Linked DNA regions of Mus musculus: region 2 is linked to region 1. The links are chromatin loops, found by intact Hi-C in ENCODE. Cell type or tissue: heart. All regions are shown on one strand.

Evidence for each region. Peaks named below come from ENCODE experiments on the same cell type or tissue, not always from the same donor. Only the 100,000 strongest peaks of a DNase experiment are listed, where the experiment ranks them.
Region 2: a loop joins it to region 1, with 7 times the contacts of the local background. A loop is called at or near these places in 12 of 42 quality-filtered maps.

Annotation. Positions count from the first base shown.
Region 1 is chr11:44,581,297-44,589,296 of GRCm38, reverse strand. 4930597A21Rik (RIKEN cDNA 4930597A21 gene) reads right to left here and starts at 2,980. Exons shown (of 4, transcript NR_126460.1): 1 at 2,947-2,980; 2 at 1,820-1,995. In heart, CTCF peaks have their summits at 3,080 (motif pointing left) and 7,705 (motif pointing right); a DNase peak (open chromatin) is centred at 7,806.
Region 2 is chr11:45,535,010-45,543,009 of GRCm38, reverse strand. No RefSeq gene overlaps it. Among named protein-coding and RNA genes, the nearest start is that of Gm22284, 100 kb to the left of the region's middle. In heart, a CTCF peak has its summit at 3,351; a DNase peak (open chromatin) is centred at 3,359; H3K27ac peaks cover 542 bases.

The DNA of each region.
Region 1 (8,000 bases):
TACCACTGGGCTTACATTTTTATTTCCATGTTCAGTGCCTCGGATGAACCCTGGTATCTACTCCTGCACGTGTAAATTTGGCGATGAGGCTGGGGGCGGGGGAAACTTGGGGCTCTCCACCTAATTCAGGACATGAAGGAGAGTGGATTGAGTGTGGAATTCAAGATAGGAAAACGTTCTTGCTCATTTACAATCAACCGTTTTGCAGAAAATTTCTTCTGCAAAGAAGCCCCCATTTCTTTATATCTCTAGCTAGAGGGAAAACATGCTGTTTTGTTGAACAGGAAGACCCTCCTCTCAGCTTTGCTAAACCCATCGGGCTGGGAGAGAATACGGGTTTTAAAAAGTCACTTTTATAAAACCAGAAAATCATTGCTGTATCACATTTCTTACCTTAGAATGGTGTTTCTTAATGGCATAAAGAAAACACAGCATATTTGATGGGAATCCATTGTCTTCCCCCTCTTTAAATTATTTAGTAACCTGGGGTAGCTAAGAAATTGTCTCTGCTCCAATAATTTGCTATGCTAATTGTGGCCAGCAAATGAGTAACTATAACCAATTACTCAAGGCTGGAAAGGGCTGAGCCGATGTTGGGGGTTAAGAGTGCAATTCGGTGGCTCGGCCTCCCAAACCTTCACTCAGAATCTCTCTGAAGACTCAAGAAGAAAAGCTTTGCAACCAGAATCGAGGGGGACCAGTTTTCTGATGGTGTCCTGGGGGACTCGAATGAAAGTCAAGCAATTTGAAGAATCTCCTCAGGTTGTACTCAGCGGAACTCCTGACCTCTGCTTCGTCCTATCTGTCGTAAGCCTTTATCAGGAGGAGATGCCAAATCACAGGCCATTTGGTGGCGTATAATTGCTTGACACTGACAGCGAGGGCTATATATCTTCTGTGTAGACAGAGGAGTGGGCACTTTAAATAGCAGAAGACGGATGACAAACACACATCACCATAACCATGAAAGGAAATCAAAGCAACACAACACCAAGACGGATACCAAACTAAAGCAAAATATGGATTGAGTAGAGATGGAGGGACATGATTAATAATGTACTGCTTCTAATCACATCTTCCCATATATACCAAAAACACTGAAAATTATGGAGGAAAGAAGGAGTGGAGGGGAGGAAAAAAAGGAGTTAGGTGAGGAAGGAGGGGGAGGGAAGGAGGAAGACAAGAGAACTGGGAAGGACAATTCAGTGAAGCCTTGATGTGGTCTGCGATGGTGTATAAGCTCTGAGATAAGCATGTGGCATGCTGTGATCAATGTATGAAGCACTGTGATTGGAGTATAAAGCGCTGTAATGAATACATGAAGTATTGTGATCAGTGAATAACACACTGCCATCAGCACATAGAACGCTAATCAGAGTATGCAGCACTGTGATTGGTGTATGCAGCGCTGTGATCTGTCTTGTGGCTACAGTATTCAGTGATCCTGAACTGTCCTAAGAGAAAGATCTTCAGTCTCCACTTTCTTGCCATCTGCCTAAGGAAAGTCTCAGGGTTAGTCTGTCTGTAAGTATTCTTTAATACTCTGTAACTCTAAACACAGGACAAAAACACAGCAAGTGCCAGGCCCTGACCTTCAGCACATAGTACCTAGGTCAGATTTAATTACCCCACTCTAATATATATATGGAGGGGTGTGTATTTATACATATGTGTGGAGCCAGTATGTGTTTATATTTTCATGGTCACATATGTGTGGCTGCACATGTATGGTGGTGCATGTGTGCATGTGTGTGCGCATGAATGTGGTAGTCCAGAGTTGAAGGCAAATGTCTTCTTCAATCAATCCCCCCTTACTTACGGAGGCAGGGTCTCTCTTTAACCCTAAAGGTCTCCAATTCTGGCTAGTCTCACTAGCCAACTTGCCAAGGGGATCTTTACGTCCCGGGTTCTGGAATTACTGGCAGCCAGTCCTCTTGCCTGGCTGATCCACTGGATCATATCTACAGTCTCTAAGTTATTCCCTCTGGGTACCTTCTACTTATGCAAGGGAAAAGGTTTACATTTGTGATTGTAACATTATTGAGATCTCTTTACTTCCATTTACATAAACAGAGATAAACACAAATGAGATAAATAAGGGGGTGTGGGCCTGGAGGTCCATCCCATATACAATCACCAAACCCAGACACTATTGTGGAAGCCAACAAGAGCTTGCTGATAGGAGCCTGATATAGCTGTCTGCTGTGAGGCTTTGCCAGTGCCTGACAAATACAGAAGTGGATGCTCACAGTCATCCATTGGACGGAGCACAGGGTCCTCAATGAAGGAGCTTGAGAAAGTACCCAAGGAGCTGAAGTGTTTTGCAGCCTCATAGAAGGAGCAACAATATGAATTAACCAGTACCCCCAGAGCTCCCTGGGATTAAACCACCAATCAAAGAAAACACATGGTGGGACTCATGGCCCTAGTTGCATATGTAGCAGAGGATGGCCTGGTCGGTCATCAATGGGAGGATAGGCCCTTGGTCCTGTAAAGGCTCTATGCCCCAGTATAGGGGAATGCCAGGGCCAGGAAGCAGGAGTGGGTGGGTTGGTGAGCAGGGGGAGGGGGGAGGGGGAGAGGATGTTTTGGGAGAGGAAACCAGGAAAGGGGATAACATTTGAAATTTAAATAAAGAAAATATCTAATTTAAAAAAAAATAAGGGGGTGTGGGGCAGAGGGAGGGGCAGGCTGACAGAGTAAACAGTAATGGGTCCAGAGTGGTCCAGAGAAAAATTTCTCGTAAGAACACTGAAACACTTTCAATCAGAAAATATCAGCTTAAAGGCTACCCTAATCCCTACCTTAAAGCTTACCCTAATCATTTTACACATAAGGAAACCAGGGCCTGGGGGTCAGCAGGAATCACCCAGTCCACAGTATGAAATGGTAGACACAAACTTAATCTAAAACTTCGTTCTCCACCTCCATTACCTCTAACCTTACTTAATTTGTAGGTCTTTCCAAGTCTGTGTGTGTTAGAATTGCTTAAATGTATCTGCTTTAAGAATCCAAGAACAACGGATGCACCCACAAAGGCAGTTGGAAAACTGAACAAACTGCAGGACCATGGTGACATCTAGTGGTAATCTTTGGTAGTGCACCTGTCTAGAAGACCTTTGATTTAATCAGGCTTACCATGAAAGCAGAAATATTCTTTTGTACACTGTTCCCTAGTTTGAGTTTGTCTGCTATGGTTATGAGATATACTTGAACAGTAATCCCACATATAGGATTATATGCTGAAGAATATATATATATATATATATATATATATATATATATATATTCAAATCATAGCAAAAGGCACATGACAAAGGCTTGTCATGGCACTGGTTATATTGAGTGTTTGGTTACAGTGGTCCTGACCACCAAGATTCCATCTTAGAAAGCTGCTGTGAATTCTCTTCTAATTAATAAGGGATTCATGGAGTAACAATGTTCGAGTTTGCAAAGCTGATGTTTTTGCTTGAAACCTCAATGAAGTAACAGTTGCAAAATAGTAACCTAATGCTGTCATTTTTTACTCTAATTTTACTCATTAGGATTTTAACATAAAAAGGGAACCTTCCCTATACTCCCATTTTTTATTAATTAATTCTTACATCATCCAGAGTCTTAGATTTCATGAGCTGACTCAGGTATAGATGACATCATCTGTATCTGAAGTGTCAGACGTAGATTACAGTTCTACATTAATTACAGAGTATATCTAAAGCTTCCTAATTTGCTGCAGTGGAGATTGGACTAGGGTGCCATGCATGTGAGGCTATTGCTCTGCCTCTGAGCCACAAAGCGAGCCCTCTGAACCTTTACACAACCTGTATCCAGGCCGAGCCCTTGCCTTAACCCCAACTATCACGCTTAATTTTGAATAAAGGAAGTGTAGTGTGAACCAGAGAAATGTCCTGAAATATAACCCTGCCTATCCAAAAAAAAGAAAGAAAAAAAGAAAAAAGGGAAAGAAAGAAAGAGAGAGAGAGAGAAAATAAGAGAGAGAGAGAGAGAGAGAGAGAAAGGAAGGAAGGAAGGAAGGAAGGAAGGAAGAAAGAAAGAAAGAAAGAAAGAAAGAAAGAAAGAAAGAAAGAAAGAAAGAAAGAAAGAAAGAAAGAAAATGGAGTTTCAATTGGGAAGTTGTCTATTGGCACTGGGGTTTTTTTTTTTTTTCCATTTTTTATTAGGTATTTAGCTCATTTACATTTCCAATGCTATAACAAAAGTCCCCCTTACCCACCCACCCCCACTCCCCTACCCACCCACTCCCCCCCTTTGGCCCTGGCGTTCCCCTGTACCGGGGCACACAAAGTCTGCGTGTCCAATGGGCCTCTCTTTCCAGTGATGGCCGACTAGGCCATCTTTTGATACATATGCAGCTAGAGTCAAGAGCTCAGGGGTACTGGTTAGTTCATAATGTTGTTCCACCTATAGGGTTGAAGATCCCTTTAGCTCCTTGGGTACTTTCTCTAGCTCCTCCATTGGGAGCCCTGTGATCCATCCATTAGCTGACTGTGAGCATCCACTTCTGTGTTTGCTAGGCCCCGGCATAGTCTCACAAGAGACAGCTACATCTGGGTCCTTTCGATAAAATCTTGCTAGTATATGCAATGGTGTCAGCGTTTGGATGCTGATTATGGGGTGGATCCCTGGATATGGCAGTCTCTACATGGTCCATCCTTTCATCTCAGCTCCAAACTTTGTTTCTGTAACTCCTTCCATGGGTGTTTTGTTCCCACTTCTAAGGAGGGGCATAGTGTCCACACTTCAGTCTTCATTTTTCTTGAGTTTCATGTGTTTAGGAAATTGTATCTTATATCGTGGGTATCCTAGGTTTTGGGCTAGTATCCACTTATCAGTGAGTACATATTGTGTGAGTTCCTTTGTGATTGTGTTACCTCACTCAGGATGATGCTCTCCAGGTCCATCCATTTGGCTAGGAATTTCATAAATTCATTCTTTTTAATAGCTGAGTAGTACTCCATTGTGTAGATGTACCACATTTTCTGTATCCATTCCTCTGTTGAGGGGCATCTGGGTTCTTTCCAGTTTCTGGCTATTATAAATAAGGCTGCTATGAACATAGTGGAGCATGTGTCCTTCTTACCAGTTGGGGCTTCTTCTGGATATATGCCCAGGAGAGGTATTGCTGGATCCTCCGGTAGTACTATGTCCAATTTTCTGAGGAACCGCCAGACTGATTTCCAGAGTGGTTGTACAAGCCTGCAATCCCACCAACAATGGAGGAGTGTTCCTCTTTCTCCACATCCTCGCCAGCATCTGCTGTCACCTGAATTTTTGATCTTAGCCATTCTCACTGGTGTGAGGTGGAATCTCAGGGTTGTTTTGATTTGCATTTCGGCACTGGGGTTTTTTTTCTTCAAAAAAATGTTAATGTTGTGCAAGTTATAAAAGTATCAGAAAGCAGTCTAAGCAAAGAAGATCACAGGACTATGACAGTTCTGTAATACAAGTGGGGACCCTAAGGGACACATAGTGTGTTAGTCAATGTTCACAGACATACTAGGGACAAAGGGACATTATGTTTGTACTTATTCTCAAAAGGTTCTGTATGTTTTGTTGAGAAACAGAAAGCAAATATGAGAACTGGAGAAACGGCTTGTGGCTATGAGCACTGGCTGCTCTTGCAGAGAACCCAGGTTCAATTCCCAGCACCCACGTGGGGTCCAGAAGCACCTGTGACTCCAGTTGCAAGGGATCTGGCATCCTCTTTTGGCATCTGTGGGCACCGGTCTCTCTCTCTCTCTCTCTCTCTCTCTCTCTCTCTCTCTCTCTCTCTCTCAACACACACACACACACACATACACACACACACACACACACACACACACACACCACACATACAGGCAAAACACTCATACACATAACATCCCCAAAAAGGATTCTTTTAAAGCAAGCAAGCAAATGTGTCTAGATGTCCACCACAGTTGAAGGGTGGGTAAGGATTTAGCAACTTTCCTGTAAGTTTGAAATTATATAAAATAAAAGTTGGCCAATGAGGAAAAAAAAATGAGATTTTAAGGAATTTTAAAATACTTTGTTAGAAAACAACCAAACCAAAATAAAGGGGTAAAAACTACACTCGTGTCTAGAGACTTGAGAATTTCAAAGCAGCAGAGCCTCAATTTCTTTTCATGACTCTGAATAGTTTGAGGTAAAGTGTGACTCTTTTCATTAGGGAATTACCCTGCTAGTCAAGGAAATCTATTATACATTATTAGTTGAGATTCCCAGGCTGTCTGAAAAATCCCTCAAAGGCACACACATGTGTATGAAAGCTCACACAGATAATATCGTGATGTACAGAAGACGATATCCAGGCAGAGTCCTAGCCTTGAACCCAACCACCCGCCTTTTATTTTGACTAAGGGGAGCTGGGAGCGAACCTAAAGTGTGCTCTGAAGTGCAATCCTTGCCACCTTAAAAAAAGAGGGAATACTAGTTGGGAATGGGATTTATTGGATGTGGGGATATAGGGTGATGGTCCAAAAGAGAACTAATTTGGCCATCAAATACTGGCTTATGTTACATTCTCTTAAGTGAATCTACCCTCCTGTAAGTCCGGTATATCATCTGCATTTAAATCACCCCCACCCAGGGTTAACAGGAGCAAGTGTGCTGGCTGACCTGTCTCTAGGCCAGACACGACATTTGGGGTGGTTTGGGACCAATGCATGATGGGGCTCAGTGTTCTGCTTCCATCCCACCCCACTCCTCCACCCGGAGACTCTCGTTCTCCATTGCTTGTTCTTGTTGTTGCTTCCAGGGAGTAGGTATTGTTTAAGAAAAGAAAAAATGGTCCGGGACTTAGAATTCAATAGTCATGAATTAAAATGACCATTTGGGCCCTGAGAAGACGGCTTCATGGGTAAAGAACTGCAGTTGTAAGCATGAAGCCGTGAGTTCTGATCTCCAGAATGTAGGGACTCTGGCCAGAGTCATAACATGGGGTCTCCCCTTGTACACTTATAAATTGCCATTTTCCTATGTGCCACATCTCTCTCCATTCTACCCAGAGGCAGTCCTTTGTATTTGTATTTGCCTTCAGAGACAAATACCCCTGCCCCCTTTTCCCTCCCCTTCTCCCTCATCCTCTATCCCCTGTATTTGTCTCTTATTCCTACCTCTGTCCCTCAAGAGTAAATAAATGTCCTCTGTGCTGAGAACTTGGTCTTGAGGGTCCTGAGCTGATATTTTTCCTAACATTGAACCCATGTAAATCTGAGAGTACTGGCCTGTGTATTTAACCCCAGTGCATCATTTACACTTAGATAGGAGACAGAGGCAGCAAAATCCCTGGACGCTTGCAAGCCTGGTACATAAAGGATGCAGGAGACTCTGTCTAAAACAAGGTGGGAGATGAGAACTGACCTCATATACACACTCACACTCACACACTCACACACACACACACACACACACACACACACACACACACATCTTTACATTTTTAATCTTCCAGCGGGTTTTTTTTTTTTTTTTTTTTTTTTTCCGAGACAGGGTTTCTCTTTATAGCCCTGGCTGTCCTGGGGCTCACTTTGTAGACCAGGCTGGCCTTGAACTCAGAAATCCGCCTGCCTCTGCCTCTCCAGTGCTGGGATTAAAGGCGTGTGCCACCACGCCCGGCTCTTCCAGCTTATTTAACCACTGTGAAAAGTCAGTTTCTCTGGCTGCTGCTCTGAGCAGCTGCTCTGTAGGTGGCGCTATTATACACGACGACTAACACCTGACCCACCTCTTGCCTAGCCTGCCAGAGTTCGTCAGCAGTTCCTAGCTTCCAATCAATTGGAAGGGCTGCAGGCCTTACATTCTCCACCAAACAACAGGGACCTCCTAAGAATCCAATCTTCTACATCAAGCTCAGATTTCCTAACACAATACCCCAGTTCCTCCATGACCTCAAAGGCCCCGACTATCTCCACCCTACACCCCGCCCCCTGCTTCCTTCCTTTTGCCTTCTCTCCCCTCGTGCCCGTGCCCTAGTT
Region 2 (8,000 bases), 950 kb before region 1:
GAGGGCTAAAATGGCAGAAACAGACTCAGGCCAGCCACCTGCTTTCCTTAACAACAGAAGAAACTGCAGCCTGCGATTTCCCTGCTTGCAAGCATCAGGGTGCGGCAGTATTCACTTTTGTACTGGGAACCTTTACTCCCCTAGTTTCTCAATGTGGGAACATCCTTTGACACCCTGTCTGTGGGAGCTGAGTTTTTCCTTGCCTCCAAGCACATCCCTCTCCTTCTCCCTGGCAGACCTGCTCTGGGGCCCTCACTCGGCTCCCACTCAGTCTCTTACATCTTGAAGTCATGTGCCATCAAGGTATTAGTGACCCTGGGATGCCTTCCATTAGCCCCATTCTGACAGTGCTCATTCAAGGGGATGAGGGACCCAGGGCACACAAGTGAGGTGTCCTGCAGGATCCAGGATGCACTTTAATGAAACTTGACATCTTTCATATGGGACTGTTCTTGACAAAAGGGTAGGGTGATGTAACTCTTAACCTCCTCGGAGAAAGATAGAAGAATACTCTGTCTCTCTAGGGGTTTTCAAGATGGCACTGTCCATACATCCTGTATCTGTTTTGGGAACATTGTTATTATTTGGTGCCTCAGTTTTGTATCTGAGCAGTGAGGCGGTTAGCTAAACCTTGGGAAAATTAGAATGCAGCTCTCGAATATGTGAGCAGGACAATGTGGGCTGCCTCTGACCTTCACTTGCACATCGTTATTGGCTCTGACGTCTACCCATTGTGGTTTGTGTGAGCAAATCCACTCTCTTCTGAGTATGGCTCCTCATCTGTGAAATGGCAGTTATAATGACAGCTGTGATAGCATGATGCTAAGCCTGGAACTCAGGGATTATACATAGTGCAAGGCCCAGGAGAGATTGCTGTTTCTAGTGTTATTATTTGAATAGATCTTTTAATTTCCCCAGGCTTTTGCATAGCTCTTACTTGGAGCTTCAAGCCTCGCAGAGACTCTTCCTGGAAGTCAATGTCATCTAATAGCTGAAAAAAAGGAGGGTCATATCAGATCTGCAGGCTGAGTGGCTTGCCCATTCCTGGACTCAGGAGATCTGCTTTAAAAACCAGTCGAAGGAGTTTCTCAGCTGCAGGTGTAGCCCATGGTCAACACATATGAGATGTTGCTCCACCTCAATGTGGTCTGATCCCATAATAAAGACTTGTGTTGACATCTTACTTTTCTTCAAGGTCTTGATCAAGTTTTTAAGTCTATAAAGGGAACTACTTTCCAAATTCATCTTCTTTTCTTTGAATTTTGGACATACGCCTTATTTAACTAACACTTGGTAGTATCATATTGTAACTGAACCATGATTGACTGTGAACCTGTAATGAGCCATGTGTGTTCTTATATCCAACCAGATCAGAGTCATTATACGCCAGAAATTGACATGGATTAACAATATTAACAACAGCTTCATGATTCTAATCTCATTTAACCTTATAAAAGTTCTATGAGGTAGATGCTACTATAGTCCTTTCTTTTATCACAAGAACACCAAATCTGGGAGGACAGAAGTAACTTATCTGAGGCTAGAGAGCTAAAAAGTGGATCTGCGAGTTCTTAGCTAGTGCTCTCTTTCCCTTATCCCATTTTATTAGAGTTTGATTCTCTGGTTCATAATTTTATACTCTCAGATGTTCTCCCATGGCAGGTCTGTGCAGTAAGAGCGGCAAGAACAGGAGAACTCTGGGAATTTGCAAGCTGAGTTGGGAGAGCCTGGCGAAGGCTCATTGCCTCTGTTGAAGAAATGTCCAGGTTTGTTAAATGTGTCTATTCAGAGCTGCCCTGTGGATCAGCCATACACTAGGGTTGACATGATGGAGAACATTGAAGAGTGTCTTCTTCACTCGTAGTTAACCCATCCCAGGCTGTTTTGGTATATTCCCTTATCTGCAGTTGTCAAGAGCAACTTTCCTATGAATACTCCTTGCCTGCTGCTTATGCCAAGGGAGTGGATATTACCAGGGATCAGCTAGGACTTGGAATTTTATAGGATATCTCTGGAATTGGGAGCAGCAATAGACGTACATGCCACTGGGAACCACAGTGGACTTGAACTACGGGCCCATCTATAACTGAGACGGGGAGCCTATGGTTGTACAAAACTATCTGTGGGTCATAGGATTACTGCTATGTATCCCTAACCCCAAATTTCTGGTTCAAGTTCAAGAAAGAAACTCATGACTTCTGCTCAAGGCACACACTGCAAAGTATCAGGGCTGGAAGAGACTAAGCAAGCATAGAATGTTGTTTTATTGACTCTCATTCTGTGTCTATAGTGATGGTGAACACCATGAATTGATGGTAATGTTTCCCCTGGACAGGCTTAGATGTAGCCTCAGGCTCTTCTAATGCACCGTGAGCAGCCATGGAGTTGGTAGAACCTTCAGCTTTGAGCTGGACTCTTTTTTTTTTTTTTAATGGCTGACTCTCACTTGCACTGTGATAATGGAGGTCAGAGGTATCCTGCATGGTCAATAGGAGAGCTTCTTTCTCTGTTGGGTGTAATTAGGAAGGTGTTAGAGGGACCAGAAATGATAGGGTACCAAGCTGGAGTCTCGTCTTGATGCCACAAGAACGTGAGTGATCTTAGGTTAGGCATGACCTCCTCTGACCTTAGTTTGCCTCCCCTGAAATGAAAGGCTAGAGAGGACTGAGAGATGACATGGCTTGCTTTCAGATGTGTGGCCCTGGGACATTTTTTCTGCAATGTTGAGATATTTACATTACTTATGCCCCAATTCTTTGAGGACAGACATGGGACAGTCTCATTGCCACCCTACATACCCATATTCCTCGTAGACATTGGTGGCTCTTCACAGCTCTCTACCTGAACCTGTATGGATTTGACTATAGATGCCTCAGCACACGTTTTGGCAAAGATTATAGACAGCTACTGACAACCTACTGGGGTTTGTAGTTAAAAGTAAATGACAGAGTATAAATGGTATGTAGAAACAGTAACTTTGTGGAGGTGATTGAAAGTCAGGTCTTCACAGAAGGATGAAAGAAGAAACAACAGAAAAAGAAATGAGGAACGAAGATTACCTCGTCTTCAGGAAATTCCGTTTTATTTTGCTTTGGAAAATGCCACCCAGGGCTTCCTAGCTTCAGGCAAAGTCTGCCAGCTCACCTGGAACTTTGCTGCCTTTTCTAGGAATGAAGACCATACTGGAGGAATTCAGGAGTGAGGCTCAGGAAAAACAGAGAGTTGAAAATGGACCGAAATATCAAACAAGGCCAGAGGGCTACATTGCTATTTCAGACCAGTTGCGGTTTGACTGGCCTGAATCTGTGGAGACTTGCTTCCAGGCCTTCAGCTACAGGTTTGGCATTTCATCTGCTAGATGGCGCTGTACTCTAAGGAAAGGCATAGTCAGTCCTGCTTGACTTGGAGCCTGGGGAAGGCAGAACAACTGGGCAAGGCCAGCCTTTGCCCTGCAGCACCAACTCCTTCTGCCGGGGTGCCTCTTACTCTCTTTTCTATCTTTTCTATTTTATTTTGTAGTGTGGTAATGTTGTATGCTAAATCTGATAAGTTACAAGGCCTTTGTATCCTGGACAAAAGTGAGACAAAATGAGAAGTACATACATAAGACACACACACACACATACACACACACACACACACACACACACACACACACACACACACACACACAGAGTGGGGGGCAGAGAGAGGAGGAGAGAGAGAGGCAGAGAGATGGAGAGACAGAGAGAGAGACATACAGAGAGACAGACAGAGAGAGAAAGAGAGAGACAGAGACAGAGAAGAGGAAAGGGGTAGAGGTGATGACATTTAGGTCTCCTTGAAACCTCAACTGGTCTGTGGCCTTAACTTGACCAAAGGCCCTGGAAAATAGAAACAGTTCTCTCTGCATCTTGCCTCCTGAGTTGGATGCCTGGGGCTCCAGCTTTACACTGAAGCCCTCTAACTGAGATCTATCCAAGGCCAAGCTACTACACATAGGCACCAAGATCCAGTTTTCTGTGCAATTTTGATGCTAGGCTGCCAGGCAGGCTCCTGGTGTGCACATGCAGCCAGGGATAGAGTTTGCAACCCCCTTTATGGTATCAGTAGCCAGAAGGAGTGGAAACAATGATAAAGAGGGAGTGTGTAAACCAGGAGGGGACATAATGGCAGCAAGAGGAGAGAGAGGGATAAGGGAGGAGAGGACCAAGAATGGGGGTGAAGGGTGTGGGAAAGGAAGGATCACACAAGGAGGACCAGGCATCCAGAAAGAAAGGGCAGTGGAGAGATGAGGGCACACTGGTGCTGGATGGGAAGGCGGTGGGGGGCAGGAAGAGGTGAGAAGTGGAGTGAAGCTTTTCCAGTAAACATGAAAGCGGAGACACAGACCCAGCAGAGGAGGACAGCTCTGCTGGGCAAACAAGAAAACAGAGAGCGAGAAACGGCTGGGAACTGCAGAACCCCCCCCCCCCCCCCCGACAAGACAAGGTTCCTCAAAGGAGCACAGCCACAGCAGTGAGGATGTTGCAGAAGAAGTTAGTCAGGAGATGGGCAAGGAGACATTGAAGCAGAAAGGGAAGGAGAAGCAAGGGAGCAAGAGAGCAGAGCTGAATTTAGAAAGGGAGAAAAAAAAAGTGAGCAGAAACAATATGTTAAAAGCCTTCATGGGGAGGGCAAAGGCATAGGGAAAGAGCTGTTTATAGAATGTTTACATTAGAGCCTTAAAAACCGGAATGTGTGTCTTGGAGTATAGCCATTGTCTAGGAAACACAGCATGGCTTTTAAGCAAATGGTGGAGTCATCAGGGCCACACAGAGCAGATCACACTGGCCTGCTTTGTGGGCTTGCCCAGAGCTGCCTTCTTGTTGGCGGCCAGCCGGGGATGGAGGCTAGCTACCTGCTGGGCCTGCTGTCTGACAGAGGGCTATCCCTGTTCAGTTCATGGTGCTTTGAGTCCAGACGCATCCGTTCCTCTTGCAGGCTAAGAATTGCATCAGGATGCGGTCCGTTTGAAGCTGCTTCGAGACAGATGTCGGGTAGAGTAAGAGGAGAGACATGGTCAAAGGCATCCTAGGGTGGAGGTGAAAGGACAGGTCCTTGGAGTCTGGTGGCCACAGTTCGGTTCTGAGGTTTCTTTGTTTTTTATTTTATTTTATTATTATTTTTTTTTATCACGCTACCATGTAAACTAGCACATGTCTGTTTGCTGCTTTGAGCCTTTGGTAAGTGATCTATAAACTTTGCATTTTGTGGGGTTGAGAGACAGCTCAGTCAGTCAAATGCTTGGTACCTAAGCGCAAGGCTACAACGTTCAATTCCCAGACCGCTCTTAAAAAAAAACAAAAAACAAAAAAACAAACAAAAAAACAACTGGTGTTGAAGATACTTAGTGCACACTTAGCTCAGCACAGGGAGGTAGAGACTGGCAGATTCTTGGGAATCACTGGTTAGCCAGCCCACCTTGCTCTCTGTACCAAGCCAAGAGATCTTATCCCCAAACCCAAGGTGGATGGCTCCTGAGAAACATCCCCTGAGGTTGACTTCTGGCCTACATGTTCTCTGTTCCCGACATGTACCCCCTTCCCCACATACACATGAATAGCACCTCACCTGCACCCCTCGTTGATCATCACAGCTATCTGTGGTGATGCTGAGAGGCTCAGTGAGCTGATGTATGCGCTTAACAGGGCGACGGTTCCTATTCATGCCCACTCAGTGTTGGCTGGCCTGCTACGTATGATAATGAGGACCAGACAACAGTGTGTGTGTTCTGGGGGATCTGCCCATGAGTGCAGAGGAAGGGGCTTAGATGTGAAGATGTTTGAGCAAGGGAATGCTTTGTACAAAGTGTTCTGTGAGGATAATGAATTACATGGTGGCCTGTGGGCTGTTTGGGAAGTGTGTGTGTGTGTGTGTGTGTATGTGTGTGTGTGTGTGGGGGGGGGCTATGAGAAAAGAGGCAAGGACGGGGGAGTCGAATCACTATGAAAAATATCAAGGGTATTATGAAAGGCATCTGAGTGCTTGGTGATTGGATGGCTAGATAGGGAGAGACGGGCATTTCAAACTTGACTCTGAGGGTTTGAGGCCAGGGGCAGGAAACAAAGCCAACACATTGTATATCTTTAAAAGTATTGAAAAAGCCAAAACCAAATAAAAATACGGAACAGAGACATATAATCTGCGGCATCTAAAATGTTTATGATCCCCCTCCACACACACACACACTTTAAACAAAGAGTTGCCATGCCCTGGCATGGCCTAAGGACCTTGGAAAACTGTGTTCTAGAGATAAGGCCGGGAGGGAGATTCTGAGTAGATGGAATACAGCACCTCACAGGAAGTCGCAGTGATGATTAAACCTAGGGCAAGGCCGGGATGCTGAATGATGCGTCAGTTGTGAGCCACACATTCATTTCAGAAATAACTGTTTGAATGTGAGCTTAGGGCACAAATAGATCTCACTGGAATCCTAGCTACCTGTGACCCTCACCAAATGACCAGGCTCTGGGTCTCAGCTTTCTCATCTGTGAAACTGGGACAATAATACTTTAAAGGTTAAATGCAGAGGTGCAGGGGACGTATTTGAACAGTGTCTGGCAAACACAATCACAGCCTTTATTATTATTAAACATGGAAAATTCTATCAGGAAACAATGGTTTGTTTGTGCGGGGAACATCTATTGGTCTTGCCATCATTAGTAGTGTATCAGTCTTGAAGTTATTAGAACTTAGGTGTCTGATCTTGGGACCAAACTTCTCTCACTATAATCTTGGTTAGGATTTTTTAAAAAAAGAATTAAAACAACAACAACAACAACAACAACAACAACAACAACAACAATAACAACATCAAAGCTTCCCTCTCTCCCAACCCATCCCAACCCAAACCAAAATAAATAACTCACACACAAAACCAATTTCTTTATTTTTTTCTTCAGTTCCTTTCCCCCCATGTGGTCACAAACAGATTGACTTCTCTTGAGCATTTGTTACAGCTGGGTCTCCTCCTCTCTTCTTTAAGAATCTCAAAAGTTTGAAGACTGATTCCATTTTGCTCCTTCCCTATTCCCAGAGTTTTTGAGTCTCAAGTGTCAAGTTTCCTCCGCCTGGCCTCCTTAGGCCGTTTCTCAACAGCATCATCAAATCAAATCTCTTCTGCAGCGTAGGCAGAGGTCGTTCCACCTCGGAAGCGTTTGTCCATGATTCTGCAAGCTTCAGTTCTGTCTTCCCACTAAGACTCTCTGAGAGCATGGAGCAGATCCCAGAATTTCTAATCCTCTCTGCAGCAAAGCCAGCCTCTTCCCACACTCCAAGAAACAGGAAAGGGGGAAAGCAGAATGTGGTCCTCACAGAAGCCTGGCCCTGGCCCCAGAGCCCTGTCTGTTCCTGTGATGTTCCACACCCTTGCTAGTTACTTACTGCCTCCCTGAGAGGCCATCGAGGGGAGAGAGCGATTAGGGTCATCAAGATAAGGCTTGAAATATTCAAACTGGAAGCAAAAAAAGGGCTGTTTTTCCAATAGTAAGCAATCAGGGAACAGGAGGATATAATTTGAAGATTAGGGAAGTGAACAAAGAACAGAAAATTAACTTTATAGCAACGAGGAGCACAGTCTGTTTGAAGAAATAAACCTCCGCAGAGCATTGTTGATAAAATCAGACTGTTGATTTAAACGAGGAAATATGAGCAAATCAGCTGGGGGTTTGGGCGATCTGTGGAAGTTGAGGGTGAAACTTTAGGCAAACCTGGAAAGCAGGTTTTCTGCATTCCAGAAACCTCATTCCTAAGTGAGAATGGATGAGCATGTGTGCATATATGGTAAGTGTGTGTGTGTGTGTGTGTGTGTGTGTGTGTGTGTGTGTGTGTGTGCATGCAAGTATGAATGTGTCTATGTAGATATGCATATGCATACATGTATCTAAGTGTATGTGTGTAAATGTGTATGTGTGTGCACATGCACATGTGTGTATGTGTATACATCAAGGGTATACAGAAGAGGGATGTATCTTACTGGG